Linked DNA regions of Mus musculus: region 1 is linked to region 2. Evidence: chromatin loops called from intact Hi-C (ENCODE). Cell type or tissue: left cerebral cortex. All regions are shown on one strand. Links, peaks and the distances in the headings refer to the core of each region. The heading gives the core; the rest is flanking DNA.

The links. A loop is a pair of places that touch in the nucleus more often than their neighbours do. Peaks named below come from ENCODE experiments on the same cell type or tissue, not always from the same donor. Only the 100,000 strongest peaks of a DNase experiment are listed, where the experiment ranks them.
Region 1: a loop joins it to region 2, with 2.8 times the contacts of the local background. A loop is called at or near these places in 15 of 42 quality-filtered maps.

Annotation. Positions count from the first base shown.
Region 1 is chr11:83,037,639-83,052,928 of GRCm38, forward strand. It overlaps Slfn10-ps. Among named protein-coding and RNA genes, the nearest start is that of Slfn2, 20 kb to the right of the region's middle. In left cerebral cortex, for the core only: no CTCF peak of the experiment used is centred there; DNase peaks (open chromatin) are centred at 6,361 and 8,194.
Region 2 is chr11:83,185,189-83,200,478 of GRCm38, forward strand. It overlaps Slfn4 (schlafen 4), which reads left to right. Exons shown (of 8, transcript NM_011410.3): 6 at 80-258; 7 at 1,337-2,376; 8 at 3,475-5,028. The coding sequence starts at 122. The coding sequence ends at 4,106. Slfn3 (schlafen 3) reads left to right here and starts at 6,142. Exons shown (of 3, transcript NM_011409.1): 1 at 6,142-6,220. In left cerebral cortex, for the core only: a CTCF peak has its summit at 7,142 (motif pointing left); DNase peaks (open chromatin) are centred at 6,105 and 7,130; H3K4me3 peaks cover 313 bases.

The sequences.
Region 1 (15,290 bases), core at 3,098-11,097, 150 kb before region 2:
GGGGATGGAGAGATGGCCTCAGAGGTTAAGAGCACTGACTGCTCTACCAGGGGTCCTGAGTTCAATTCCTAGCAACCACATGGTGGCTCACAACCATCTGCAGTGAAATCTGATACCCTCTTCTGGTGTGTCTGAAGAGAGCGACAGTGTGCTCATATATAAAATAAATAAATCTTTAAAAAGAAAGAAAGGAAGAAAAAAGAAGAAAGAAAGAAAGAGAGAGAAAGAGAGAGAGAAAGGAAGGAAGGAAGAAAGAAAGAAAGAAAGAAAGGAAGAAAGAAAGAAAGAAAGAAAGAAAGAAAGAAAGAAAGAAAGAAAGAAAGAAAGAAAGAAAGAAAGAAAGAAAAGCCCCCAGACGCTTTGGCTCATAGATGTCAGTAAGCAAAACTCTATGAATTGTCGTAATGGATTGAGAAATGAAAACCAGGTACAGAAAAAGCCATTAAAGAGGAGAGAGAGAGAGAGAGAGAGAGAGAGAGAGAGAGAGAGAGAGAGAGAGAGAGAGAGAGAGAATGTATATAGAGAAAGAGAAGTTGAAAGTTCTCTTTAAGATGGGAATATTCACAATATTTACCATGGAGGAGAGAGAGCCAGCACTGAATGAACTTAAGGATGGAGCAGGAGGCTGAGGGACTGAAACAACAGAATCCTGAGCAACAAAGTTTGGAAATGATGGTGGTCCAGGAGCTGGGAGAAGGTGAAGAGGAGGAGAAAGGCAAGCAGTGGGCCTGGTAGAGGTTTAGGTTACAGATGTCTGTATGTCTGTATATCTCCTGCCTGGTGCCTGGTGAGAAAAGGGCATCAGATCCCCTGGGTCCAAAGTTATGAGAGTTGCTCACTGCCGTGTAGGTGCTGGGAATTGAACCTGGGTCTTCTGCAAGAACAAGAAGTGTTCTTAACTGCTGAGCCATCTCTCCAGATGTATATAATTGAGGTGGTTTTTTTTTTTTTGGGGGGGGGGAGTAAAATCCTAAAAATGTCATATGACCCAGAATAAGGCCTAACTAGAGGATGTTTGCCAATGTTGAAGGATTGTAGGGCCTTGTGGGACAACTGGTCTATAGTAATGGCACCATTCCCTGAGACCTGCAGAAATGTGATCCTGTCTCCCTTACACAACAATATAAACAGTCGGTGAAAGATTAGGCCTCTGATGACTGTGTGTAGAAAAGTAAGAGTGGAACACACAAGACACTAGAAGGGCTGGGGCAGTACACTGGGCAAAACAAATTGGGACTGGCCATCTTGGGGAAGAACCAGGACAGAAAGGAAACAGGCTTTAGAAGGTGTGCTAGTTGGGAAACTGAAATCCCCCGGTCTTAGGCTCTTTTCCATAGCTTCTGGATTATAAACCCTGGGTGAGATAGTAGCTATTCTATTTCTGCCTCTTGGCTCCTTGCTCAGTTAAAGACAGTATCTTAGAGAGAGGGGTCGCTCAGTGGCATCTGCAGAATCCCTTTCAACATTGTCATTTCAAATCTTCAGCTTGTACTTTCTTTTTCTTTCTTTTCTTTTCTTTTCTTTCTTTTAAAATTTGTTTTATTTAGAATAATAATAATATTTAGAATACACTGTTGCTTTCTTCAGACACACCAGAAGAGGGCATCAGATCCTATTACAGATGTTTGTGAGTCACCATGTGATTGCTGGGAATTGAGCTCAGGACCTCTGGAAGAGCAGTCAGTGCTTTTAACCACTGAGTCATCTCTCAAGTCCCAGCTTGTAGTTTCTAACTTGCACAGGCTATGAGTAATTGGGTCTGCCAGTATAGAGACTTCCTGTTGAGAGCTTGCTCAATGAGAAAGAGAGGTGTGTGTGGGGGGGGGGGGGGGAGACAGAGAGAGAGACAGAGTGAGAAAGACAGAGATAGAGAGACAGAGACAGAGACAGACTCCCTCCCCCATTCTTTCGCTCCTCTGCATCCCCTTTCTCCTGTGCTGAACTGGTTGGTCAGTCTCTCACCCACCCTGATCACCCCCTTTCACCCTCAGGCCCCTGCAGTACTCAGCACCTACTTTTTAAAAAAAGATGTTTTCTTTATTTACATTTCCAATGTTATCCCCTTTCCTAGTTTCCCCTTTGAAAATCCCCTATCAACCCCCCCCCCCCCCCCCGCTCCCCAACCCACCCACTCCCATTCCTGGTCCTGGCATTCCCCTATATTGGAGTGTAGAGCCTTCATAGAACCAGCACCTACTTTTAAAGGAACGAGGCGCTGAGTCTGATAAAATATCCCAGCTTTCAGGCAGGAGAGACACACGGATGTCACCTTGGCTTCTGGGCTGCTCAGGCTACCCGGTCCTAGATTTAGTGGGCTAGACCTCGGTGAAGGTGGAGGGGATCCGAGGGTCTCTAAACAACTCGTGAAGAATCAGAGCCGGGAAGTCCAAGTCCTTTGCGCTCCAGGTCCCAGTGCGTGCTCCAGGTCCCAGCGAGCGCGCTCCAGGTCCCAGGGCGCATGGAGGTGGCATTGATTTCCTCCTTGCCCGCCCTCTCCCGGCCGCGGGAAGAGACCAAATAGAAAGCCTACTAAATACCGGGAAGCTTGAGACTCAGAATGTGCTTATAAACTAAACTTTAATAATTCTGAACCTTAGCTATATTGGGCTTTCGGATTGTTCTTGGTGTTTTGGTCTCCGCCTTCTCCCCACTTCTTTCTTTCTCCTCGCTCTTCCTTAAATCCTAGTGTTCCCTTGAAATGCTTCTGCATCATTCATGAAGTAGCATGCAACTCAGCTGTGACAAGTCAAACCCAGGTAGTGTGAGCCCAGAGTTGCCGCTAAGCAAAATGGAAACAAAAAGCATATACTTACTGTGTTTGCTTGACTAACAGTGGCCCCTGTAGGCTCCTAGGGAGTGGCATTATTGGAGCTGTGGCCTTGTTGGAGTAGGTGTGGTCTTGTTGGAGGAAGTGCATTACTAGGGGGTGGGCTTTGAGGTCTCAGAAGTTTGATTCAGGTCTAGTGGCTCACTGTCTCCTCCTGCTGCCCTTGATATGGATGTAGAATTCTCTGCTCTTCCAGCATGATGCCTGCCTGTACATTGCCATGCTTTCCACCCTGACAATAATGGACTGAACCTCTGAAACTGTAGGCCAGCCCCAATTAAATGTTTTCTTTATAAAAGTTGCCTTGGTCATGGTGTCTCTTCACAGCATTAAGACCCTAATTAAGATTCATACTAAGTCAACAAGAGAGAAAGGGATTTGAGTGTTAATTATTTTGTGTTTGTTATATTTTAATCTATCTATCTATCTATCTATCTATCTATCTATCTATCTATCTATCTATTATTATTATTATTATTATTATACAACTACATGTGTATACATGTATGTATCTATTATTATATATGTATGCATGCACATATTTATGTACCTACTATTATATATGTATGTGTGTATGAGTACATGTGTGTCTATCTATCTATCTATCTATCTATCTATCTATCTATCTATCTATCTATCTATTTATCAATTAATCAACCTATCTATCTATCCATCTATTCATCTATCTATCTGTGAGCCACAGAACTATCCTACTTCCTCTTTGGGCTTTTCAGCTCATAACTCAGTTTCCTGCTTAGGCAGGCAGCTTTCTAGATAGAATTAGATACCACTTCTTCAGATCTCATTTCCTTCAGTTAGGAGTTGCATGGTTATCAGCAGCCATTTTGACAGGGGTGAGATGGAATCTCAAAGCAGTTTTAATTTTTGTTTCCTGATGGTCAAGCATATTGATAACTTTAAAAGGTATTTATCAGTAATTTATATTTCTCTATCTGAGAAAGCTATGTAGTTTTTTATTAGCTCACTTATTAACTGGATTTGTTGATTTGTTCTTGATGTTTAATTTTGGAAGGCTTTAACTCATCTATTATTAATATAATTAATATAATAATTGTATTAATACTGTATCTGAGGTATAACTGGCAAAGGGTTCCCCTATCATTCAGGGTGTCTCCTCATTCTAGCAATGCTTCCGTTGCTGCACTGAAGGTTATTTCCATGAAGTCTAATTTGTCAGTTTTTGAGAATATTCTTGTGTAACTAGACTCCTTTTCAGAAATCCTTGCCTATGTTCTTTGTATGTATATATGTATGTATGTATGTATGTATATGTACATTTCTCATTGTATTTTCACCAAAGTTTTGTGTCTTAATATTAAAGCTTTGAATAACTTTTGAAATGTTTGTTGTTGTTGTGGTGGTGGTGGTGGTGGTGGTTTTAAACAGGGTGAAAGATACAGATCTTGTATCATTTTCCTGTGAGTGGAAATCCAGCTTTCCTAGTACCACTTATTAAAGAGGTTGTTTCTTTCTTCTTCTCCTTCTCCTTCTCCTTCTCCTTCTCCTTCTCCTTCTCCTTCTCCTTCTCCTTCTCCTTCTCCTTCTCCTTCTCCTCCTCCTCCTCTTCCTCCTCCTCCTCCTCATCTTCCTTTCTCCTTCTCCTTCCTTCCTTCCTTCCTTCCTTCCTTCCTTCCTTCCTTCCTTCCTTCCTTCCTTCCTTCCTTCCTTCCTCCCTCCCTCCCCCCTCCTCCTCTTCCTCCTCCTCCTTATTCTCCTCCTCCATTTTTTTTCTTTTTGGTTTTTGAAGACAAGCTGTTCTGTAACTTGCTCTGTACACCAGGATGGCCTCTGCCTCCTGGCTGAGGCTGTTCTCCTGAATGTACCAATGTATGGGTTTGTTTGTTTGTTTGTTTGTCTGTTATGGCTATGTCAAAGCTTAGGGGGTAACTATGTGGGTTATTTCTGGGACCTCTGTTTTATTCCCCTGGCCTACATGTGTGGGTTTGTGCCAGTACCACACTATTTCTGTTACTGTGACTCTGGAATAAAGCTTGAGGATGAGTATTGTGGTTGTTCCAGCATTGCTTTTTCTGCTTGAAGGTCACGGTCTTAGTTAGGGTTTCACTGCTGTGAACAGACACCATGACCAAGGCAACTCTCATAACATTTAATTGGGGCAGGCTTACAGGTTCAGAGGTTCAGTCCATTATCATCAATGTGGGAATACAGGCAGGCATGGTGCAGGAGAAGCTGAGAGTTCTAAATCTTCATCTGAAGGCCACTAGGAGAAGACTGGCTTCCAGGCAGCTAGGATGAGGGTCTTAGATCTCACACCCACAGTGTCACACTTCCTCCAACAAGGCCTCACCTCCAAATACTACCACTCCCTGGGCCAAGCATATTCAAACCACCACAGTCGCTTAAGCAACTTGAGGCCTAATGTCTTGGGTAAAATGTTACTTTCCTTTCAAGTGCAAAGTCATCCTCTGCCTAATGAACCCAGTTCAGGTCCCTGCCTGAAAATGTGAAAACTGATGTTGATTAGAACCTGGGAAGGTTCACTGAAGTATGAACAGGGAAACTTGGATAATTAGGTTCTCTTATCTTTTAGGTCTTTCTGATGTCCTACAATTTTGTTAGAAGGAGACCTTTTAGTTTCCTGGAGTGGAACCTTCCTTCCATAAAAGTGCTCTATGCAAAGGTGGCAAAGAACCACACCTCCAAGTCTGCTGTAGAAATAGTCCCTCAAGGAGATCCACAATCCTGCGGTATAGAGACTCCATGATAGATAATTAATATTTTACTGCTGTTTATTTAGTCAAAAGACACTCATAATGGGACTAGAATGTGATAGCTCAGAGATTAGAGGCATGGGCTGCTCTTCTAGAGAGCCCAGGTTCAAGTCCCAGTACCCACATGACAGCTTATGACTGCCTGCAACTCCAGTTCCATAGGATTCACTGCCATCCTCTGCCCCCTGAGTGTACCAGGCATGTGTGTGTCCTTTTAAACCAAAGGCATGGCAGAGACTTGAGCATTTTATATCATTTTTTTCCTCAGTTATGATCTTGTGTCACCCCACCATCCCCATGGAACATCTCGATACTTCTAGTATCATAAGCTGCTGTGGAGGGAGTATGGATTGCTTCAGGATCTAAGGGCAAGTCATGAAGGAGAGATTCGTCTACACTCAGCAGTCCCAAGTACCTCTACTAGGTTTTTGTTTTGTTTTGTTTTGTTGGGTTTCTTTTGTTTTTTGTTTTTTTTTTTATTTTTTTTGTTTTTTGTTTTTTGGTTTTTTTTTTCCTTCGAGACAGGGTTTCTCTGTATAGCACTGGCTTTCCTGAACTCACTTTGTAGACCAGGCTGGCCTCCAATTAAGAAATCCACCTGCCTCTGCCTCCCGAGTGCTGGAATTAAAGGCGAGCTCCACCACGCCCGGCACTAGTTTGGTTTTTACCTAATGAAACTGGGGTTCAGTGTCCTTGACTTCATGGATGTCTTCTTTTGCGCTTCACCATCCTAAGCCATGATTCATGTTTGAATCATATATTATTTCTGTGGGAGCTGCTCTTTAGCTAGTGCCTCCCAAACAAGTCTCTGACTACTGGTGATGGTGTAACAGGACAAAGGTTCTTCTATTCTGACTCAGCTGAAACCATCTTGGTTTAAACTGAAACTGACCCCGGCCCCCACCCACACCTTTTCTACCCCTGCCATGGAAAGCCCTGTGTCGGGGGAAAGCCCCCCACCATGTTCTAGAAACTCGAGGTGGAAATGCCCAAGCTGACTGTATATTTTTGACTCTTGTTAGACTGCTTGCTTGCTTTATGCTTTATTTTTCCCTGCAACTGCAACAAGGATGTAGTTTTTCTGTGTTGTCTTTAAAATCTCCCAGTAGTTCCTCCTATGGGGCTGCAAACCCCTTCAGCTCCTTGGCTCCTTTCTCTAGCTCCTTCAATGGGGATTCTATGTTCAGTCTAATGGATGGCTGTGAGCATCCACCTCTGTATTTGTGAGGCAGTGGCAGAGCCTCTCACTAGCCAGTACCCGCAGAGCTCCCAGGGACTAAACCACCAACCAAAGAGCACACATGGTGGGACTCATGGCTCCAGCTGCATATGTACCAGAGATGGCCTACTCAGACATCAGTGGGAGGAGAGGCCCTTTATCTTATGAAGGCTCTATGCCCCAGTGTGGGGGAATGCCAGGGCCAGAAAGCAGGAGTGGGTGGGTTGGTGAGCAGGGGGAGGGGATGGAGGAGGGTATTTTTTCTGAGGGGAAACCAGAAAAAGGCATAACATTTGAAATGTAAATAAAGAAAATATCCAATAAGGAAAAATCTCCCTGTAGGGCTGGAGAGATAGCTCAGAGTTTAAGAGCATAGACTGCTGTCTTAGTCAGGGTTTCTATTCCTGCACAAAACATCATGACCAAGAATCAAGTTGGGGAGGAAAGGGTTTATTCAGCTTACACTTCCATACTGCTGTTCATCACCAAAGGAAGTCAGGACTGGAACTCAAGCAGGTCAAGAAGCAGGAGCTGATGCAGAGGCTTGGATGGAGGGATGTTACTTACTGGCTCCCTTCCCCTGACTTGCTCAGCCTGATTTCTTATAGAACTCAGCACTACCAGCCCAGGGATGGCACCACCCACAAGGGGTTCTCCCACCCTTGATCACTAATTGAGAAAATGCCTTATAGCTGGATCTCATGGAGGCATTTCCTCAAGGGAGGCTTCTTTCTTTGTGATAATTCCAGCTTGTGTCAAGTTGCTACACAAAACCAGCCAATATAGCTGCTCTTCCAGAGGTCCTGAGTTCAGTTCCCAGCAACCACATTGTGCCTCATAACCATCTATACTAGGGCCTGAGGCCCAATTCTGGAATGCAGGTAGACAGGTAGGAAGAATACTATATACATAATAAATAAACTAATAAAAAATTCCCTGAAATGTGCATTTGAGGCTGTTCTGTGAGAAGTGTATCTCTCCAAGCCTAATTTAAACTTTGATCATGCTGAGTGGTCTTTGGGTCTTGACCCCCCAACAACAGCAGTCCAAATATATTGAGAGTCCTTGGTTCAAAAGAATAGCCCTTTATTTCAGTACATAATCTCTTTATTTGTAGACCTGAAGAGTTAGACTCCGGAGATACTCCATTTATGCTTTAAACTTTCTGGCAGCCATGGGATACTGAGTATACCCACAAAAGGCTCAAATAGCCCAACATATGGCAATATATTAGAAAACACCCCAACTCAGGACAGCAGGCTTTGTCTCATGACAAAAAAGGAAGCCATCCTAGAAATAGGGCCACCCCTTGCCCTGGAACTTCCCAAAAATTGTCAGATCACATTTGGCACATGAATGTTACTCATGTCCCTAGCTTAGGGAGGCTGAAATATGTTTGTGTCATTGTAGACGCTGACTCACTCAGTGTTCATTTTTGCCGTTCCCCTTTCAGGAAAAGCAGTGAAGAATATTTTTATGTTTTTACTCAGAGCTTTTGCTGTTTTAGGTCCCTGCAAAATGTTAAAAGCAGGCGATGCTCCTGCATACATTGCCAAGCCTTTTCAACAATTTTGCCAACAGTTTGGCATAACCTATATCCCAGGCATCCCATATAACCCCCAGAATTCATCTTTTAGGAAAGAGCTAAAGGATAACTTAAACTTTATTTAAAAATAAAGGAGAGGGAGAAAGGTAATATGGCTACTTGTCACAATATTTTATCTTCTATTATATATACTTTTTACATTTGGGTAAGGATGGCCTCTCTGCTGTAGAACATTTTTAACCTCTCCAGAGAGAAATTCAGGGTCCTGGTTCATTGGAGAGATGCTATGCCTAGCCAACTGAATCACAGGGTTACAGCAATTCATTGAAGCTATGGCTATCTTTGTGTGTTTCCCTCAGGCTGCTAAAAAGTTGGTGTGGACAACTGAAAGACTAACTAGACCAGTGGAAGTCAGATGAAGAGCTTCTAAGGTGTTTGCAAAGGCTATACCTGAAGAAAAGGATGAGACTGGGGCGAAAGGATTGTGGAGCCATGAAGAACAAGGTCTCTCTATCAACAATGACTCTGAGGAGGAAACTAGTGACTGGGGAGAAAGAATTGATGAAGTCTTAGGTGTGCCTGCTGAGTTGCTGTTTCTTACTATGTGTCTTTGTTAAATGCATCTGTTCCTGATGAAACATACATAACATAGCATAACATAACATAACATAACATAACATAACATAACATAACATAACATAAGCTGTGCTTATATGTCTGGTCTTCTTTTGCTTCATTTGTTAACTGGGAAGAGAATAATATTCCTATTCATGTCAGTGACTCTGAGGTCTTGTTGGTGCCCCCATAGCTAATCTTATTATTCCCCAAGCTAAGATGGTCATATGATAATTTGAGTATGTTCAGACCTTGCACAATGCAATGTAAACCACTTAACATTCAAAGTCAGTTGGATTACCCTCTCCCATTGCTGCAGAAAACATGGCCAAGATATTTACTATGATATTTTTCTGTTTCTAATTGGTCTTCTACACTCTGTTTCATAGTGATGTGTCTGAGAAGTTTTTTTGTTGGTTTTGCTGGGACGCATTATAGCCTTAGTATTGATTTGTTATTCCATGTCTGTTTGAAGATTGTCTTGCATAGCCTAAAATTAAAAACCAAAACCTGGGAATTACAAGGAACCATGGTGTCAGTCTGGCCTAGCTGAACGTGAGAGGCATGTGTTATAGGTTTTTCAGGTTGGAGTCCATGGCTCCTGGGGCACAACTTGCCTTCCTGTTGCTGAGAGACTGATGCACTCCCTCAGGCAGTAAAGCATCCAGGTCACTTTGTTTTTCTCTGCTGTGTTCCTTTAGTAGTCAATGAGGCATGGAAACTTGACAGGACAATTAGTCTTAGAGGCCAGTCTGTGTAGCCTATAATGTTTGCAATCATCATTGTATCCTGGCAACAACAAATGTATTGACTGGCAATTGGCACTATATTCTGTTTCTAATAAAGGGATAAAAAGCCTGATTGATCTCGATAACATTGTCACAGCCTCCATCATATTGTGTCCCCTCCAATGGGTCTGGTTTACTTCCTTGAGACCATACTAGCTGACCTTGGTCTGGTAAGTAAGCGGGGTGCTTACAGACAGCCCTCACAAGCATCAAATCCACTTCCAGGATATGTGGAGACAGGAGTTCCTCCAGCAGGTGAATGATGGGCAGTGGCTAAGCATTGGAAAAGCTTGGAAATCTATTAGTAAAAGCTGAGCTACTATTCAGGCTGCATATCAGGAAACATTCACAGGTCAGGGAGTCAAAGTGTTGCCTATCACAGCCTCCGGGTGAGGAAACATCCAAAGAAACTGTCAAGGAGACCAAAAAGGACAGATACTAACCAATAAAGATGCAGAATCTGACAGAATCTGGGTTCAGACTGGGAAGTGCTTAAATGCTAGTACAGCTCTTGGTGACTGGAAACAAATCTTATCCATTGAGATTATCTCAGAATTTGATAATTCTGAGCCTGAGGTATCTGTATAATATTTGAGTCACAAGGCCATCTTTTACTGCTATAGAGCTTTAGGACATTGATGTTCCAAAGGTGTATAGTATTCTCACTGCCACTCCTATAGTAGGCAGATTAATGCTGAAGAGTGAGGACAGGTGCTCTGCCTACATTGACCATAGTCCTGTGGTTTCTTCTCACGCTCCTATACTCCTCTGAGTCATCCCCAGCAAGATCATTTGCCACCTGAGTGGATATGATCTGAAGAGCTCAGAAGGATGAACCAGGAGTAACTGGGACCAGTGGGACCCAGGCATCCAGGAACTCCACCTGACTAGTGGCACAGGTTCCTTCCAGTCTGGACCAGTGCCCTGAGCAGACCTTGGGTGCGAACTCCTAAGCAAGTCATACAACACCCAGAAAAAGCTCCACTCCCATGTGCTCTAACATGGCCAGGTCCACAGTATCCCAGGATCCCAGGATTCCAGGAGCTTGGTCACACCAGGATCTCAGGGTCCCAGAGGCAGCTTGACTCCCAGGAGCTCTGACACACACAGGATCTCAGTATCACAGGATCCTAGAATCTCAGGATCACAGAGACAGCTGAACTCTGAGGAGTTCTGACACTACCAGGATCACAGGAAGGACAGGCTCCAGTCAGATATAGTGAGGTCAGGTAGCACTGGAGATAATCAGATGGCAGAAGGCAAGCATAAGAACATAAGCAACAGAAACCAAGGTTACTTGGCATCATCAGAACCCAGTTCTCCCACCATGGCAAGTCCTGGATACACCATCACACTGGAAAAGCAAGATTTGGATCTAAAATCTCTTCTCATGATGATGATAGAGGACATTAAGAAGGGTATAAATAACTCCCTTAAAGAAATACAGGAGAATTCAGGTAAACAGCTAGAATCCCTTAAAGAGGAGACACAAAAATCTCTTAAAGAATTACAGGAAAACACAATCAAACAGGCAAAGGTAATGAACAAAACCATCCAAGATCTAAAAATGGAAATAGAAACAATAAAGAAATCACAAAGGGAGACAACCCTGGAGTTAGAAAATCTAGGAAAGAGATTAGGAGTCATAGATGCAAGCATCACCAACAGAATACAAGAGATAGAAGAGAGAATCTCAGGGGCAGAGGACACTATAGAAAACATTGACACAACAGTCAAAGAAAATGCAGAAAGCAAAAAGCTCTTAACCCCAAACATCCAGGAAATCCAGGACACAATGAAACCTAAGGATAATTGGTATAGAAAAGAGTGAAGATTCCCAATTTAAAGGCCCAGGAAATATCTTCAATAAAATTATAGAACAAAACTTCCCTAACCTAAAGAAAGAGATGCCCATGAACATACAAGAAGCCTACAGAACTCCAAATAGACAGGACCAGAAAGGAAATTCCTCCTGTTACATAATAATCAAAACACCAATGCACTAAACAAAGAGAATATTAAAAGCAGTAAGGGAAAAAGGTCAAGTAACATATAAAAGCAGACTTAACAGAATTACATCAGACTTCTCACTAGAGACTATGAAAACTAGAAGATCCTGGGCAGATGTCATACAGATCCTAAGAGAACACAAATGCCAACCCAGGCTACTATACCCAGCAAAACTCTCAATTACCATAGATGGAGAAACCAAGATATTTCATGACAAAACCAAATTTACACATTATCTTTCCACAAATTCAGCCCTACAAGAATAATAAATGGAAAACACCAACACAAGGAGGGAAACTACACTCTAGAAAAAGCAAGAAAGTAATCTTCTTCCAACAAACCCAAAAGAAGATAGCCACATAAACGTAATTCCACCTCTAACAACAAAAATAACAGGAAGTAACAATCACTTTTCCTTAATATCTCTTAACATCAATGGACTCAATTCCCCTAAAAAGACATAGACTAACAGACTGGATACCTAAACAGGATCCAGCATTTTGCTGCATACAAGAAACACATCTCAGTGACAAAGGCAGACACTATCTCAGAGTAAAAGATTGGAAAGGAATTTTCCAACAAATGGTCCCAAGAAACAAGCTGGAGTAACCATTCTCATGTCGAATAAAATCAATTCTCAACCAAAAGTTATCAAAAAAAGATAAGGAAGGACACTTCATACTGGTAAAAGGAAAAATCTACCAAGATGAACTCTCAATTCTGAATATCTATGCTCCAAATGCAAGGGCACCCACATTCATAAAAGAAACTTTACTAAAGCTCAAAGCACCCATCACACCCCTCACAATAATGGTGGGAGTCTTCAACACCCCACACTCTCAGTAATGGACCGTCATGGAAACAGAAACTAAACAGAGTCACAGTGAAACTACCAGAAGTTATGAACCAAATGGATCTAACATATTTATAGAACATTTCATCCTAAAGCAAAAGAATATACTTTCTTCTTAGCACCTCATGGTATCTGTAGTGGCTATTCCTGGTTGTCAACTTGACAATATTTGGAATGAACTACAATCCGGAATTGGAAGGCTCACCAGTGACCCTTATCTGGAGGCTTGGAGATCCTTATCTGGATCTTGGTTTGAAGATCTTGAGCCATAGTGGCTATGGATTCCAGAAGATTGAATCTCCGAGTTAAGGAACACACCTTTAATCTGGGCTATGCCTTTCATCTGGGATTAAAGGTGTGGTGGAACACACCTTTAATCTGGGCTACACCTTTTGCTGGAGACAATATAAGGACATTGGAAGAAGGGAGTCTAGCTCTTGCTCTTGCTCCTTCGCCTGCTTGCTGCGTGAGACTGAGTAACTGCTAGATCCTTGGACTTCCATTCACAGCTGCGACTGAACCATTGTTGGGAATTGGGCTGCCGACTGTAAGTTATCAATAAATTCCTTTACTATTTAGAAATTATCCATAAGTTCTGTGACTCTAGAGAACCCTGACTAATACAGAAGTTGGTACCAGGAGTGGTTCTAGAGTAACAGAAGTACAAGGATGAATCTTTTAAAATTCTGGAATTGGCTTGTTGATCCACCAGCACTTTCAAATATTGAAACCTCTCCAGATTCTCTCCCTCCTGGGAGCTCAGAGAATTTTGAAGACCCATGGTTGAAACTATATTCCGAACTTAAAGAAGCTAATGCCCTTGATTTTCTTAATGAATTAGGTGATTCAGTGCACAAAGCTTTCTACAAGATGGGGAAAAAATCGAAAAATGATTTTACTGGCTGGCTGCTCTTAGTATCTGTGGAAAAAATGATGAATGAAAGGAAGGAGTTGTGTGATAAAATCGAAAGGCTCCAGACACAAGTAAACGATCTAAAAGTTGCTAAGTGTGTCCTTGAGGAGAATCTTCTCTCTTGTAGCAATAGAGCTCAAGTTGCAGAAAATCAAACAGAAACTCTCATTGTAAGGTTGGCTGAACTACAGAGAAAATTCAAGTCTCAGCCTCAGAGTGTGTCGACAGTTAAAGTAAGGGCTCTAATTGGCAAAGAATGGGATCCTACAACATGGGACGGGGATGTGTGGGAAGACCATGTTGAAGCTGAGAATTTTGAATCCTCAGATTCTCAAGGGTTTGCCCCACCTGAGGAAGTAGTACCCTCAGCCCCACCTCTTGAAATAATGCCTTCCCCACATGAGGAAATTAATTTTGCAGAGTCTGCTCACGGCCCACCAATAGTTTCTTCTAGACCTGTAACCAGACTCAAAGCAAAACAGGCTCCTAGAGGGGAGGTAGAAAGTATAGTCCATGAGGAAATTCGCTACACTACTAAGGAGCTTAATGAGTTTGCTAATTCATTCAAGCAGAAACCTGGTGAATATGTGTGGGAATGGATTTTAAGGGTGTGGGATAAGGGTGGAAGGAACATAAAACTAGAGCAGGCTGAGTTTATTGACATGGGTCCTCTGAGTAGAGATTCTAGGTTTAATACGGAAGCTCGCATAGTTAAAAAAGGTGTCAAAAGTTTGTTTGAATGGTTGGCTGAGGTGTTTATCAAAAGATGGCCTACTGGAAATGACTTGGAGATGCCTGATATTCCGTGGCTTAGTGTTGATGAAGGGATTTTAAGACTTAGGGAAATTGCAATGCTAGAGTGGATATATTGTGTAAAGCATAATTGTCCACAATGGGAAGGTCCAGAAGATATGCCTTTCACCAGCTCTATAAGACGCAAATTGGTGAGAGGGGCACCAGCACATTTGAAGGGTTTTGTTCTTTCCCTTTTCCTTGTGCCAGATCTTAGCATTGGAGATGCTTCTGCTCAATTAGATGAATTAAATTCACTGGGTTTAGTTGGATTCCGAGGTAACAAGGGCCAGGTGGCAGCATTGAATCGCCCGAGACAAGGTGATTCTAGTTATTATAATGGACAGCGTAGACAAAAGAATGTTTATAATAACATACCCAGTAATGGTCAGCACAGGAGAGGTGAAATTTATAATGGCATGACTCGGTTGGACCTTTGGTACTGGCTAATCAATCATGGTGTTTCCAGGAATGAAATACATAGGAAGCCTACTGCATATTTGTTTGATCTGTATAAGCAGAAAAATTCTCAAACAAATGAAAGAAAGGCTACATTAGATCGTGGTAAACAGCAATCTCGGCCAGTGAATCAATTTCCAGACTTGAGACAGTTTGCAGATCCGGAACCCCTTGAATGAAGGGGTGGCCAGGTTCCTCTGAGGAAGGATCTTGATAAGACACTCAAAGGTTTTGCTGTTACCCTTTCTCCAGTTCTTCCCCAGAGGGACCTACGGCCTTTTACAAGGGTAACTGTACACTGGGGAAAAGGAAATAATCAGACTTTTCGGGGTCTGCTGGATACTGGTTCTGAGTTGACACTGATCCCAGGGGATCCCAAGAAACATTGTGGCCCTCCAGTTAAAGTAGGGGCTTATGGAGGGCAGGTGATTAATGGAGTTTTGACTGATGTCCTACTCACAGTAGGTCCAGTAGGTCCCCGGACACATCCTGTGGTGATTTCCCCAGTTCCAGAA
Region 2 (15,290 bases), core at 2,652-10,651:
ACTGAAGAAAACACACAGACTCCAACACTGTGTGGAGAATTGTTATGAAGACTAGCACACTAATTGTTTCTGTCCCCAGAATCTGAAGTCAGAAAGAGTTGAGAAGTTATCTGAAGGAGAGATGGCTGGAAACACCCCACAGCTGGAGAAAGATGTGAATCCACAGACATCCATAGAGCCCTCTGTTCAAGTCAAGTGTCCAGGGGATATTCTTCAGGGAGGACGGCATGCCAAGCGAGGAAGATGGATGGCGTCGTGGTATGTAGACGGTTTGTTTTTGTCATAGTGGAAAGAACTGGAAAGCAACATCAGGACAGGCAGAAGAAATGGAGAAAGTGCGAAGACTTCTACAGAGTGTTCCTGAGCAGTGCTCAGATATGACTTCATGCTATTAGCGAAAGGTCCTGAGAGAAGGAAAAGAGAAGATCTGGATTCCAGAACGGGAAGCCACACCAGGAGGGAGCTGGAGAATGGAGAACAGCCACATTAAAGCAGGAGAGAGGCTGTGCTTCCTGGAGAATTATTTTGCTGACAAATTTAAAGCCCTGACTGTCACCCCAACTTCCACAAAAGAAGAAGGGGGAGGGGATGGTACCATAGGGCAGAATCAGATGAAGTGAACCAAGCCAGTCTCAGAATGACAAATCTCACACATTTCTTCTCAGATGTGGTTCCGAGAGTGTATATAATAAACATCTGAGAAATCGTTTGTGTGTGTGTGTGTGTGTGTGTGTGTGTACCTGAATTTATCAAAGGGAGCATAGGGGACAGATGGGATGGTGACAGCAAAGAAGTTAGACAGGAGAACACACTCAGTGTACAGAATGCACTTAAGTTAAATGTCTTTTTGTAGGGCTGCAGTGTTGGCTCACAGTGTAAGGTATCTTGTCGCTCTTACAGAGGACCAGGATTCAATTGCCAGCACTAACACTGGGCTCATAAGCACCCATGTCTCCATCCTCGAAGGATCCAAGACCTCTTCTGACCTCCCGTGGCACCAGACATCTCAGTGATACACATACATATATGCAGACAAAACACCCATACACATAAAAATATAAAATATATTAGGCTAAAAATATTTTAAAGTACCTTATACAACACAGTGCCATGTAGGATGTGCATGCCCAATGAAGTTTCTTAATTCAAAATAGAAGAGGATCATATACAATCAGGAACTCAAATTTAAAAATTTATCGAGTGTCCATTATTGTGGTCAGATCAAAATTGTCCCAACAGTCCCTAAAAAGAATCACATCTGACCTTCTCACTTGCTCCTCCATAGCAGCTCAGATGGTTGTGTTGTCTGGTAACGCTGGCTCTGCCTATATTGCAGGAAAGGATTTCATCTGGGAAGGAGAGACAGTGACTGCAAAATGAACATCACTGTCGATCAGGACACGGACTACGCTGAACTGGTTCTGTCTGTAGGAGAAATCACACTCGGAGAGAAGACTAGGGATTCAATGAAAGATAGCCAACTGAGAAGAAAAGAAGCCAAAAGTATATTACAGGCTGTGTGCACCCTGCTGAATTCTGGAGGGGGTGTGGTCAAGGCTCACATTAAAAATCAAAACTACAGCTTCACCAGAGATGGAATGGGACTGGATTTGGTAAATCCCTTGCCTGGTATCCTGCACCTTCCTCATGACTATCTAGACTTCATGCAGTACAACGACTACTTTTTCGTTTTTGTGAAACCATGGAAGCCGAATCAGAGAGGTCCGGGGATCGCCACCTGGAAAACCAACTTGTACAAGAGAATCTTCTCATTCTCAGTTGAACTGAAAGCAGCGGATGCAGTGCAGTTCCTCAAATCCAGACCAAGTTCCCATGGAAAAACAGTCTGTAATGAAACACTAAATGAATGTCTTTCCTTATTTAACAGAGACTGGCTTGCCTATGAGGAGACATTCTGTTTCACTAAATCCACACATGCTGAAGTAAAATTGACTCCTAAGGAAAAGATTTCTCCTAAGGAAAAGATTTTAGAGCTCCTCCCTCAAACTGTTTCTGCATTTGCAAACACTGATGGGGGATATTTGTTCATTGGCTTGGATGGCAAAACGCAGCAAATTATTGGTTTTGAAGCAGAGAAGAGCGATCTCGTGCTTCTAGAGAGTGAAATAGAAAAGTGCATCCAACAGCTGCCTGTCACTCACTTCTGTGAGGAGAAGGAGAAGATCAAGTACACGTGCAAATTCATCGAAGTGCACAAATCCGGAGCTGTGTGTGCATATGTGTGCGCGATCAGAGTGGAGAAGTTCTGCTGTGCAGTGTTCGCTGCAGAGCCTGAGTCCTGGCACGTGGAAGGCAGCTGTGTGAAGAGGTTTACCACAGAGGAATGGGTGAAGCGCCAGATGGATGCCACTGCAGGTAGAGGAACAGAGATTAATAATCAGTTTACATTGGGCTGAGGGAGTTGGAAGATTGCTTTCTGGGCTTGGGCAACCTGAAAACTCCTCAAATATCAACAGCTAGTTTATTGATCTCTGGTTCCCTATGGAAAATATATTCACTGCTTTCAATAAAGCTGTGAGCTTTTCCCTTCACAATGGCCAAATCAGATACAGCGTGCTTGTCCAGTAGCTGGAACTAGAGCAAGAACATGGAGGAACCAGGCCTCATAATTCCCTTCAAGGGTCTTGTCACCTGCCACAGCAGGTTAAGCTGACATCACTGCCAAGTCTCAGGCCAGGGGGAAATGCAGCCCTGCTGTTTGCAGCAGAACAGTGAGAGTGTTGGCCTGGCCTGGCCTCATGGCAGGCCCTTTTCCATCAGAGCTGAGCAGCACAGCCTTGCATGGACACTGAACTTCCTGTACACTGATCATCACACATACACACACACACAAGATAGCACCTGGAAACATGTGACATTCTCAGATAGGGAGACAAACAAAAGAAATTTCCTCTGTGTCTCTAACCTGTCAGTGGAAGGTCCCTTCAAATTCCTTTACTGGATACAAGGCTTTGAAGAACTGTATGCTACCTTATGGCTGGGACTGCCAGTCTGTGCTCACCAGGGAAGCCTAGCCTCCTTTGTGGTCCTCTCTGAGGTGTCCTCTCCCCAACTCTGGAGCTCTGGCAATGTGCTCTGCTCCCCGCTTTGCTCTCTGGAACCTCCCCATTTCTCCATGCTTTTCTCCTGTTTCATCACCTGACTAGGTTCTGTCCTCAACATTAGTCTGTCATTTGCTCCCCTGATTCTTCTCATCCGTGGAGTTCCTCAGAGCAAGCCTCTGAGACTGTGAATGTTCAGCTGCTTCCATGGCTCCCTCTTTGGCCGTTTGAGTGTCCAAGTCCCCCTTGCATCTACCTCCTTACAGTTCTTGAATCAGTGTTTGGTATCTTGTGTTCACCTTCTCGTTTGGGCTGCAAAGTGTGGGATTTACAAACTGCTTGGTGATGTGTCACACACAACATTCCGGGCACTTTTACTTTTATAATTTGTTATGTTTCTTTTCTTGTCTAGTGATGCCTGGAAAGGTGATATGCTCTCCAGAAGCCCTCTGCATGAAACCATTCTCACAACATGAAGGCTATGAGCAGTTAGTCCGGACAGAATTGGGCTCCCTGCGTAAAGGAACACTGGTTGTCTCCAAGAGCTGGGCTTTGGATCTGGGCTTGCAAGAGAAGCAGGAAGTTATCTGGGATGTGCTTCATATTTCCCAGGGCAGTCTCCTGACCCTGCATGTCTTTGTCCAGGGAGATGAGAACCTGGAAGGCAACAGCAGTCTTCTTGGGAAACTAGGCGCCGAGTTAAAGGGCTATTATAAACAAATTGCCCTAACATTAAAGCAGACGTTGGTAAACCATTGTGGTTACACTGCGAAAATAGGTATTATAGTAAAGATAACATACTTGGGTCATAAGACAATGTGTCTTTATGACTCAAGCGCGAAAATATGTTACCCCCAAATATATTATCTGACTACCAAGGCAGTAAAGGACTTAGAAAAAGCTCTCGCTGAAATCTTAGGAAGTTATGAGTCTTTCTACAGTTTACCCAGGAGAAACTGGGATTCTTTTATGTCTGCGTTTTTAAATGTGGGCAGTTATATAGTTTACTTTTCGAGAAATGTCTTAACTCATATTCGAATCTGATGAGTAGGATACTTAGAAAAAGTTCTTGCTGAAATATTTGGAAGTAATGAGTCTTTCTACAGTTTACCCAGGTAAAACTGTAGTGATCGTTTTATGTCTGCATTTTTAAAGGCATGCAACTATATAGTTTACTTTTCGAGAAATATCTTAACTCTTATTCCAGTCTGTCTTGACACATTCTGTCTTAAAGGAAAACATTGTATCTCTTGTATGTAAGACAGTCTACAGGCTGGTCTTAGGCCATGCTGGCAGTTTCTATGGGGCTACAACATGGCATCTATTTTTTTCTATTTATATGATCATTTCCGATGAAGTATTGATAACAGGATTTTAAGATGTTGATATTGTTCGTTTAGGATTTGACATGTATTTTTTTATGTTCGTATCATCATGTTGTTTGTGCTGTAGATAATACCTTTACAGGTATTTACAGCATTGAGTTTACATGCAAGTATTACGCATTAATTGAAACGTTGGTATTTCCTTTGTAAAGGAAGAAATGTCTTTATTGTAAATCTACGTTTGTGAAGGATAAAATTTCTCGACATTTAGCCCTTAGCAGCTATTGTACATACAGTGGTAACCTGTTGTGACATTTGATGGAGTTCATCAAAAGACTGGTTGCCCATCACGACAGTTCTGATAATGGGGGCTATGAGTTGGGTGTTCACAGGCCCCATTATCCTTAGCCATGTTCTGCTCTGATCTATTTCTTTATCAATACAATTCATCTTTAAAATATACTTCATTTTTTCATGTGCTCTGTCCTCAGATCTGTGTTTTTATGAATACAGTTCTTCTACTTGTATCTTTCTTCAACAAAGCTTCATTATTAACTGAGAAGTTATACATAAAAAAATTTGGATAACAAAGGTTCTGCCATTTTAATATTTCTAAAATAAATGATCTTAACAAAACGTCATCAAATTCTCTTAAAGAATTCTTATTGTTTTTCCAGGATAAGTTTTTCTGGCTTTGGGGTTTTAGTTGTTTTGAAGATTTGCGATTGTGGTTTTCAGAGTTATGGCCTAGACCTTTGAAGACCAAGGAAGTGAGAAGACACATTATCATAGCTGCATGAGCACCTCGTGACACCTGTCACAGTAGCTGGACTAGAGATCACCCTACCATTCTGCCTCCACACAACAGCCACTGGGGCTGAGACACATTAGAAACACTTGTTTCATGGAGGTGACATCAGTGTGAAGTCGTGAGAGTAGTGGGACACATCATGTATGACCTAGGAAGTTGTTGCACTCTCAAAGCTACGGGAACTCACGGGAGGATCATTGGCAGAGAGTTTCAACAAAAGCAGCAGCTGCCTGCCTAATGTCAGCCTCTTTGGGTATCAGGTCAGGAGCTGGATTAACATAGGAAAGTCAGAAGGAGGAACCCAAGTAAAGGATGACTGTAACAGTGTGGGGCAGAGACCTGGGTAGGGACATGAACTGGGAAAGAGCAATGGAGTCCTAGTAATGGCATGCTTGGCTGCAGAGTCAGGTTTTCAGGTCAACAGGACAAACCTTGGGGAAAGACTTAAGAGTGGGAGCCAGTGAAGTGATGGCTCAGTGGATGGAGGCAGCTCCCACCTTGCCTGAGGAGCCCAGCCCCAGGGATCTCTGTGCAGGAGAGAGAGAAAATTGACTCGAGCCAGTTGTCTTCTGACCTCCACATGGTGGTGTAGCTGTGAACACCCAGCCCCCCAGCTACACACAGATACTTTTATGACCTGCTAATTTTTTATAATGCTACATTTTAGGGACTGAAGCAAGTGTCCCACAGAGGTTTAGCCAGTCTGACTAGGAGAATGTAATGGACAGCACTCTGTTTCAGAGGCATCCTTGCATAATCCCTAGAGTGCCAGGCATCCTGGGGAATTCTCAGCTTAGCTGTGCAGCTAGACATTGGAACACTGATGACTGTGCAAGGTCCTTAGCCACTCTGATTTCTGCCTCCCACCCTCACCGGAGCTGGGCAGGAAGTGGATGACAGAACTTCCTGGGGGAGGGACTCTGGTAAAAGAAAGCAAAGGCGCGCCAAAAATGCCTGGGGCCTCGGAGATGAAAGACGGACCTGAACAGGAGCAGAGACACAGAGCTGGCCACACATGGAAGGTAATGCCAGGACTAATCGGGATGAACTAGAAAGTTGGTTGGGAATCTGCCCAGCTATAGGCTTAAGCTTTAAAATACCCAAAAGCCTCTGTGTCATCATTTGTACCGCTTCTGGGTCAGAAAGTCCTGCTATATAACTGAAATCACACAGGGGCCTCTTTAGAAGAAACTGACCAGTGCGGAAGGAACAATATCCTCAGATCATGGAGAGCAAGAGAAGGAAACACAGAAAATAATCATGAGGCCTGAGCGATGTTTTGAATATATCCGCTCCTGTAATTAGTCACCCTCCCTGAAGGCTGTCTAGAAAGGACAAGGCGACCAGCATGTGGTTTTAGTTTCTGCCACAATGCTCACATGAGTCCCTTCTGTATCGCCTGGCTGGCCCTCCCTTCCTCCACATCCAGGCTAACTTTAAAATCCAACCTGAAGGTTTTAAAAATCCAATTATAAGTTAGCCTATATATGAAATAGGGGGGGGGGGAGGAAACTTCATATTAAAAGCCCTGTATAAAATGCACTCTTTACTGCATTGAGTTTGGTCAAGAGTTTTCGTGGCTGCCCCCAGTTGGTTCTGGTTGGTAAGTAACGATGCCCACAGTCAATGCCTGGGCAGGGCAGACAAAGGGGGGACTTTTAGGATTTTCCTGCCAAGAAGCGAGAGGAAAGGAGCAGAGTTCAGCCATGCCAGAAGAGGTAGAGGACAGGAACCATGCCAGAAGAGGTTGAGGAAAGGAGCCTGCCTGAGCAGGTGTAGGACAGACTACCCAACCACAGTGGCCCCGTGAGGAAAGTTGCATTTATGTGATATAGGCCAAGTCACTGTAATGCCCCACCTTAGCCTTCCAACCAACCAACTCTTATTACTGTAAGGTTGGTTCTGTAGTTGTCATTTTAGCTGTCAGTGCCCTCTAGTGTTCAAACAGCAAAGGCAACTACAGCTTCCAAAGACCTCAAATAGAAAGTCCGAAGGAAAGTTGATGTGTTGTTGATGGCGATGTTTTTCCAATCTCATGAGCCTCTTTCTTATTAATTGGTATTAAATTGCACTGAATTAAGTGTTTCAATGTAATATTATCATCTGTGGAATGTCCTTTGGTCATGGGTTCCTCTTTACTCTCCCTTGTCCCTCCACCCACATGATAGACCTCTTCCTACATAAGTCTCCCTAGTGCTTTCATACCCTTTAAAAGCTATATGATGGGGCTGAAGGGATGGCTCAGTGGTTAAGAAGACTGGTTGTTCTTCCAAAGGATCCCAGCATCCACATGGCAGCTCACAACAGTCTGTAACTCCTGTTCCAGGGGATTTGACTCCCTCACACATGCAGGCAAAACACCAATGTCCATAGAATAAAAATAAAACTTTAAAAAATCTTTTCAATAGTGGATGCTCACAGTCAGCTATTGGATGGATCACAGGGCCCCCAATGGAGGAGCTAGACAAAGTACCCAAGGAGCTAAAGGGATCTGCAACCCTATAGGTGGAACAACATTATGAACTAACCAGTACCCCAGAGCTCTTGTCTCTAGCTGCATATGTATCAAAAGATGGCCTAGTCTGCCATCAATGGAAAGAGAGGCCCATTGGACTTGCAAACTTTATATGCCCCAGTACAGGGGAACTCCAGGGCCAAAAAGTGGGAGTGGGTGGGTAGGGGAATGGGGTGGGGGAGTGTATTGGGGACTTTTTGGATAGCATTGGAAATGTAAATGAGGAAAATACCTAATAAAAAAATTAATTCAAAAAAATCTTTTCAAAAAGCTGTATACTGCATGTAAAAGCAAATACCCAATACTTGTCTTTCTGTATGACTCATGACATATAATCCTCGGTTCCACCCATTTTCCTGTAATGATGCATTTCATTCTTCCTTATGGATGAGTAAACTCTCAGTTCAGGCTGAGCATGCAGGGATCTTAATTGTGCACATGCTATGATTTCCTCATCCACTCACCTGCTCAAGGGCCCCTTGCTTATTCTGTTACTCTGCTGTTGTGAACATGAACAGGAAGATAACCCACATGAGTATACAGGTATGTCCTGTACAATGGCCTAGATGTTTTGGGATATGTGCCCAGGAGTGTGATTCACTGTCTTTAATTTTCTTTTTTTTAATAAAATACCTTTTTTTAATTCTTGATAATTTCCTATGTGTAACATTATATCCTGATCTTATTTATGTGCCTCTCTTCCCTTCTTTCATTCCCTAAATATTTTCTGAGCCATACCTCACATGATTTTCTCTTTCTCTCCATTAATTAGTTCTTTGGGGCCCACTGAGTCTAGCTGACTCTGCCTGCTGGAATGTTAAATAACACTGGTGTCTTGATCTTGTGCAGTTAATGATACCAAAGAAAGTCCTGAGTCATGTCATATCTAGCAGACACCATTTCTCAGTATCCATCCTCATCCTCCAGTGTTTAGAGCATTTTAAGAAGGTTTTATCTCTTATTACTTTATGTGCATGTCTGTGTGGTGGTTTGGACCCTACAGATTGATGTGTTTCGGTACTGGGACATGGAGAGTGGCATTATTAGGAGGTGCGTTATTGGAGTAGGTGTTGTTTTGTTGGAGGAAGTATGTCACTGTGCGGACAGGCTTTAAATTCTTCTATGCTCATGCTCCATACAGCATGGAATCAGAGCCTCTTCCTGGCTGGCTGTGGGGAACAGTCAGGAAAAGTCACCTTCTGTTGACTGCAGATCAAGCCATAGAACTCTTGGCTTCTCCAGAACCGGTGTCTGCCTGCATACAGCCATACTTCCAACTGAAGATAATGGACTGAACCTCTGGAAACAGTGAGCAAACCCCAATTAAATGTTGCACTTTCTAAGTTGCATTGGACATTTTGTCCCTTCACAGCAATAGAACACTAAGATTATTATTTTTGCATATGTATATCTATGTGTACACGGTGTGTGCTTGGTGCCCACAGAAGCTAGAAAAGATTGTCTGATCCCTGGAGCTGAAGTTACAGATGTTAGTGAGCTGCCAATTGTAACAGGACTTTGCCTACTTTTTGGGTTCTTGTACCATCCTTCTTCTCCCCTTTTCTTAATCCCTTTCAATCCTCTAATACCAGATAGAAGAGAAAAGTGGATAAAAAATGTGTTTTTTAAAAAGAGAAGGAGAGAAGTAACATGTTTGGGGAATGTGCAGTTAGGAGTGGGGGTGGGGGTGGGGAAGGGCATGCCTCTGCAGTCCCGAGCTGAGCCATCCCTTCTCCCTGAGGGACCAGCCACACAATGGTACAGTATACAATAGTTTATTCAGGGGATTGGGAGGGGAGTTGAAGGAGGAGAGACAGGGAAGGTCAGAGAGAGAGAAAGAGAGAGAGAGAGAGAGAGAGAGAGAGAGAGAGAGAGAATATAGGAGTAGAGGCTGGCCATGAGCATATGGTGAGAGTGGGGTGAGAAAAATGGGGAGAGATGGGAGCAGGAGCAAGAGGATAGAACAAAATCAAGAGAAGGTGGGGTAGGGAGGGAGGGATGGAGAGAGAGAGAGAGAGAGAGAGAGAGAGAGAGAGAGAGAGAGAGAGAAGACAAGTAGCCCCTTTTATAGCGAGTCAGGCATACTAGTGGTTACCAGGTAACTATGGGGTGGAGCCTAGACTAAATGCCAACATTTCCCCATTTTGGTTTAATTTAAAAAGGAGAAAATTAGAAAAGGGTGACAGTGGAGCAGGAATAGGGTTGTCATGATCTATAGCTACTTCTTGCTGATTTGGGGGTGACTTGTCTCTGGAAAACGTAAGAAAATGGTTATGGGGCTGGTGAGATGGCTCAGTGGGTAAGAGCACCCGACTGCTCTTCCAAAGGTCCAGAGTTCAAATCCCAGCAACCACATGGTGGCTCACAACCATCTGTAATGAGATCTGATGCCCTCTTCTGGTGTGTCTGAAGACAGCTACAGTGTACTTACATATATAATAAATAATAAATAAATCTTAAAAAAAAAAAATTAAAAAAAAAAAAAAGAAAATGGTTATGGAGATGTTGGTCCAGTCTTCAGAGAGTTGGCTGTTTCCTTGCTGTCCAGGTTCAGTGGAACCATCTATGGGTAGGGAGGAAGGAGCATGTGCAGTAGAAGCATCTGTGTCTGTGAGAGAAGACTGGAGCATCTGGGGATTTCTCCTCAGGAGCTGTCCTGGATGTAGTAAAGACCTGGACTTAAGAAAATGCTGGAACACACACACACACTCACACACGCACACACACACACACTCACATGCACACACGCGCACACACGCACACACTCACACATACTCACACACACTCACAAACACTCACACACACACTCACACACACACTCACACACACACTCACACACTCACACACACACTCACATGCACACTCACATGCACACACACACTCACACACTCACACACACACTCACATGCACACATTAAACGTGGAGAATAAAGTTAAGTACTTTTGGGAGAAATTTTTTTCTTAGGTGTACATTTGATACCCTTAGGTCTTGGTGATTTTTGGTGAGGGGAGTCCCAATTCCAGGGCACAGGAGAGGAATCCTACCCTTTGGAATAGATAGGAAGTGAGAACTTGGGCCATTGACTGGCAGGTGTACTTATCTGGATGGAGTCTATTTGGTCCATGAGAGGAAGATCTGAGTGGATTTCCTGTAGCTTATAAGTTTACAAAAGAGACAGATTTGTTACCAACAGGAAGAGCCTTTAAGAAGAGCTTAGGGAAGACAAAACATTTAGAGAGCAGAAGGAGGAAGAAGGGGTTTTTCCTTCTGTCTAGGAAACTTAATATATATAAATTTAGCAAAATGAGAACCAATGTTCAGTTTACATCTGAGAGACAAAGGAAATTTAAACCATGACCTTGTAAACATAGTTGATTATATAGTTGAGCTGGAGAAATACCCTAAGTCTAAAGTTAAAAAGAAATCAAAGGAAACTTACATTTGAGCTTGTGTTTATACAGGTGGATCATATAGTTTAGCAAGAGAAACACCTTAAGTCTATAGTTAAAAGGCAACCAAGGGAAACTTATATTTGAGCATGATAATGTAGATTCATCACCGAGAAATCCTTTAAATTTAGTAAAAAGACAATTAAAGAGAACATAATATTTCATATTGTGGGATGTTTGATTAGGGTTAAGCAAATGTATAAGAACTCTACCGAACAGTGTTAGAACGGTGGCATAGCAAAAAGAGGAAACATGAAGCGTTTACTCACTGGAAACTGAGCTTAGGTAAGAAAGGAACAGGTTATATGTGTGAAAGCTTACATCTGAACTTGTGATCGTTTATCGTAAAGTCTGTAAGAATCTGGCAGTCTTACCTAGTTAAATAATGTACTAATGAGCTAATACAGTGGTAGATTACCTTAGGGTAAGGAGCTAGGTCTGTTTTCTAGCTGTCAAGCTACAGTTACCTTAGCTGTCAATAGAGTCAGAAATCTGAAAATAAAGTATAATCTAGGAGTCATGTATTAATTAAAATGACAGATTTTCATATATGGTCCACTACATAAACAGCTTCCAGGTCCTTGAGGTCTCCATGGCAACTTGGGCAGAGTCAGTTTGGCTTTCAAGCCCAGAACACAAAAACCTTTTTTTCTGTGTAGTTAGATATGTGTGAAATGAGAAATGACCCACCTTGGCTTAGGCAATATGAGGTATTTAATTCTCAGGGTATCCTGTTTGTCCACAGTGTAGACCATGCCCTGGCATCAGGCAAAACAATGGTTATGTTTCTCAGGGGTTATCATACCACAATCCAGGAAGGACTCTTCTTGTTGTGTCCTTTTTTTTTTTTCTTGGAGAACTTAGGGGATAACTATCAGGTTTTGGGAGTCTCTGTCTGTCATAAGTTTAAATATTAATACATTTAGCAGACTTCTGACAAGACTGACAGCAGTATCTATTGAACATATCTCAGTTAGACAACCTGTGCTTGCTTAATTACTTGTTTGACAATGTACTAGCAAATAGAGTATGCTATAACTAAACAGCAGTTAAAAATAATGGTAAACATATATTTATAAAAGGCAGTGATCTTTAACCTCATATTGTTTAAAAATCATTATTTACCAAGGCAGGATAGAACAAAAACCTTATCTTAAGTGACTTTGGCAGGTTGTATCAGTAGATAAAAACACATGAAGAGATGCACAAACAAAGAGACAAATGGCAGTTGTATCTAGTGTGCACTTGGCTTAGTGTCGATGTGGACCAGAACAGAAAGAAATCAGAGAGCTGCCAGCAATGGCTTGAGGTCGTGGCATGGGGACAGAAAGCAAGTGTGTTTGGGCAACTTCAGGCCAGCACCACGAAATGATCTGGTGGGCGCTAAGTCCATGGAAACAGACAAGACACATAGGAGAACCGAGTAGCCCCAGCTCTAGGCTGCAAAGTCTGGGCAACAGGTGCTGATTCCCCGGGGAAAAAACTGAGAATGAAATGGAGAGCATCAGACATAGGAGCTCGGGAGAGGCTGTAGGGATTGGCTCTAGGGATTGGCATTGTAGGAAATAATGTAATGAGAGTAGAAGGCTGTTCACAGGCTCAATCCCACTCCTGATCACCACGGGAGATTTGACTTGTTCCATTTCCAACCAGGGCCAGCTCAGAGAGGGAGATAGGTGCACACTTGTGTGCACCAGGCGGGCCCATGCTGTGGCCAGGGCAGAAGATGCTCATCCTGAAGCCCAAAGACCAGGAGGAGCCACAATAGGCCAGATGGCAAGCACTCCTGAGGGAGACGTCGTCCCCCCCCCCCCCCCCACCTTCCTGCTGCCATTGCCTTCCCATGAGATGGCAGCAGCAACAGCTGCAGTTGAGGCACAGGGCTGTGTATGCAGCACCAATATAATCTACCTGGGCAGGGCTAAAAATGCTTTTCCCCACAGTGGCAGTAGAGCTTGTGCCCCTGTCATGAAAGCTGGACAGCTGGGCAGGGACAGAAGCACCAGGGGGAGGGAGGATTTAGACTTGCTTTTCCCACAGCGAGCCTGGAGCAGAGCAAGTGGCTACTAGTGGCAGGACAAGAGAATGAAGAAGGGAAGGGAAAGGAAAGCCTATGGATCACGAGGTAGAGAGTTGTTTTAAAACTACCAGTTAAGTAGCCATGTAGAGATATTATTTGCTGAGAACTGTGAATTAGGCCTAGAAATGCTCTGCTCTGTAAGTAGGGATGAGTGGGGAAGACCTCTCCATTGGATGTGGAAGTTATTAAAAATGTTCCCACTGGCTGGCATCCTGATAACAAAATTTAACAACTAAAGTAAATGTCCAGCCAGTCGGGACATACTGAGTCATCATGCAAATGCTAGCGGCTGGTGAGTCCCAGACTCATGGAAAAAAGCAGCCCACCTAAGCTTAGGAGTTTGTTCTATTGGCTCCAAGAGCCTGAGGAAGGGTCACGAACATCTCTTTCAAGGGGAAGGGACTCACCCAACTGTTAAGAGGTCCTAGAACGAGGGTCAGTAAAAACACCAGTCATAAAGACTGAATGTCTCCATCCTCAAAGGCAACACAGGGGTGGCTCCAAGCTCAAGAACACTTATGCTGACCAGTGAAGTGAAGGAGCTTACCAGTTCTCTGAAGTTTGAGGGGGTAGGTCTAGCAAGCAATGGCTCTCCACATGGTAGCGGATGTGAATCTTTGAGTTTCTAAATCCAAGTTATGTGGCGCCAAGTGGTATGTTTTTAAAAAGATAAGGAAGAAAAGAATACATTTGGTGGGTATGCAGTTAGTGGGGTGGGGGGAGGTACCTCTCCCAGCCAAAGCTGAGGCATCCCTTCCCCTTGAGAAACCAGGCACATGATGGTATAGTAGAGAATAGAGTTTACTCAGGACATGTGGAGGGAAATTGAAGGGGTAGAGACAAAGAAAGGCAGAGAGAGAGAGAGAGAGAGAGCGAGAGAGAGAGAGAGAGAAAGTAGAGGGATAGAGGCCAGCCATGAGCATTTGGAGAAAGAGGGAGAGTAATGGAGAGAGGGGGAGGTTAATGGAGAGAAGGGGGAACAGGAGCAAGAGGATAGAGCAAGAGCAAGGGAGAGAGGAGGGGGCAAACAGCTGCTGCCAAGTAACTGTGGGGCAGAGCCTAGACTAAATGTCAACAGAAGAGAGAGGGGGTAATATTTTCATTAGACTACTTTTTGCTCATTATAGGCATTGAGTTCTTGAGGACAGTTTCATCTTTGCTGTCAGGATATTTAATTTCTTCTTGTTGTTTCTTCTTGGGGCAAGACAACTTAATCAACCACAGCCAACAGCAAGCAACCAACAACCCAACAACAACAACCAAGATTCAACCTCACCTCCTAGGGTCCTAGCATTTAAATAACCTCTGAAGAGTTTCCAGAACTCCAAACATCACATAATCATAGTTGGCAAACACATCCCTCTGCTGGAGCATGAGGCAAATCACAGCCAGCTGCTGTGGACACTCTGAAGCAGTCCTATAGTTCACACTTGGGATTAAAACAAAAATGTTTTCTGATAATAGTTCTATTTTTTTTTAAAGAAATCAAATTCCCACTACATTTCCCCCTTCCTGCTTTAAGACATTAATTGTGCTGTGCTTAGTGGGAAATTATAAACAAAGACATTGTATAAGAACTGTTGCATGTAAATTTAAAAATCATGTACCCACCTTTGCCCAGGAGCTCAGCCCCTGCTCTGACCCCTCCTAGCCTCCATCACTGACCTGGCTTCTGTCTCTACCCACCTTTGCTCCATGGAATGAAAAACACTCAGAGAGTTTTATTACTTTAGAATTTGCGTACTGGCACAATTGATGGGCACAGAATCTCCTACCCTGAATTTTTCAGATAGCCTATATCAGCCAGCCTCTGGCGACCTTCCTGGCTATCTGTTGGTGGTGGAGGCTGCTGGTTCTAGCTCCCCCAAGAGCTTACATGATTGCTGTGTGCTGCTCATTCCAAAGCCTGGCTGTAAAGCACCTTCTCTTTTCCTCCAACTCCTTTTCCTCCTGGGACCCAGAAGTCCTCCCCTTTCCCTTCAGCCTAGAAATTGGCTCCCAACCTCCTTTATTTACCAAATCAAGAACAAATTAGGGATCCAGACCT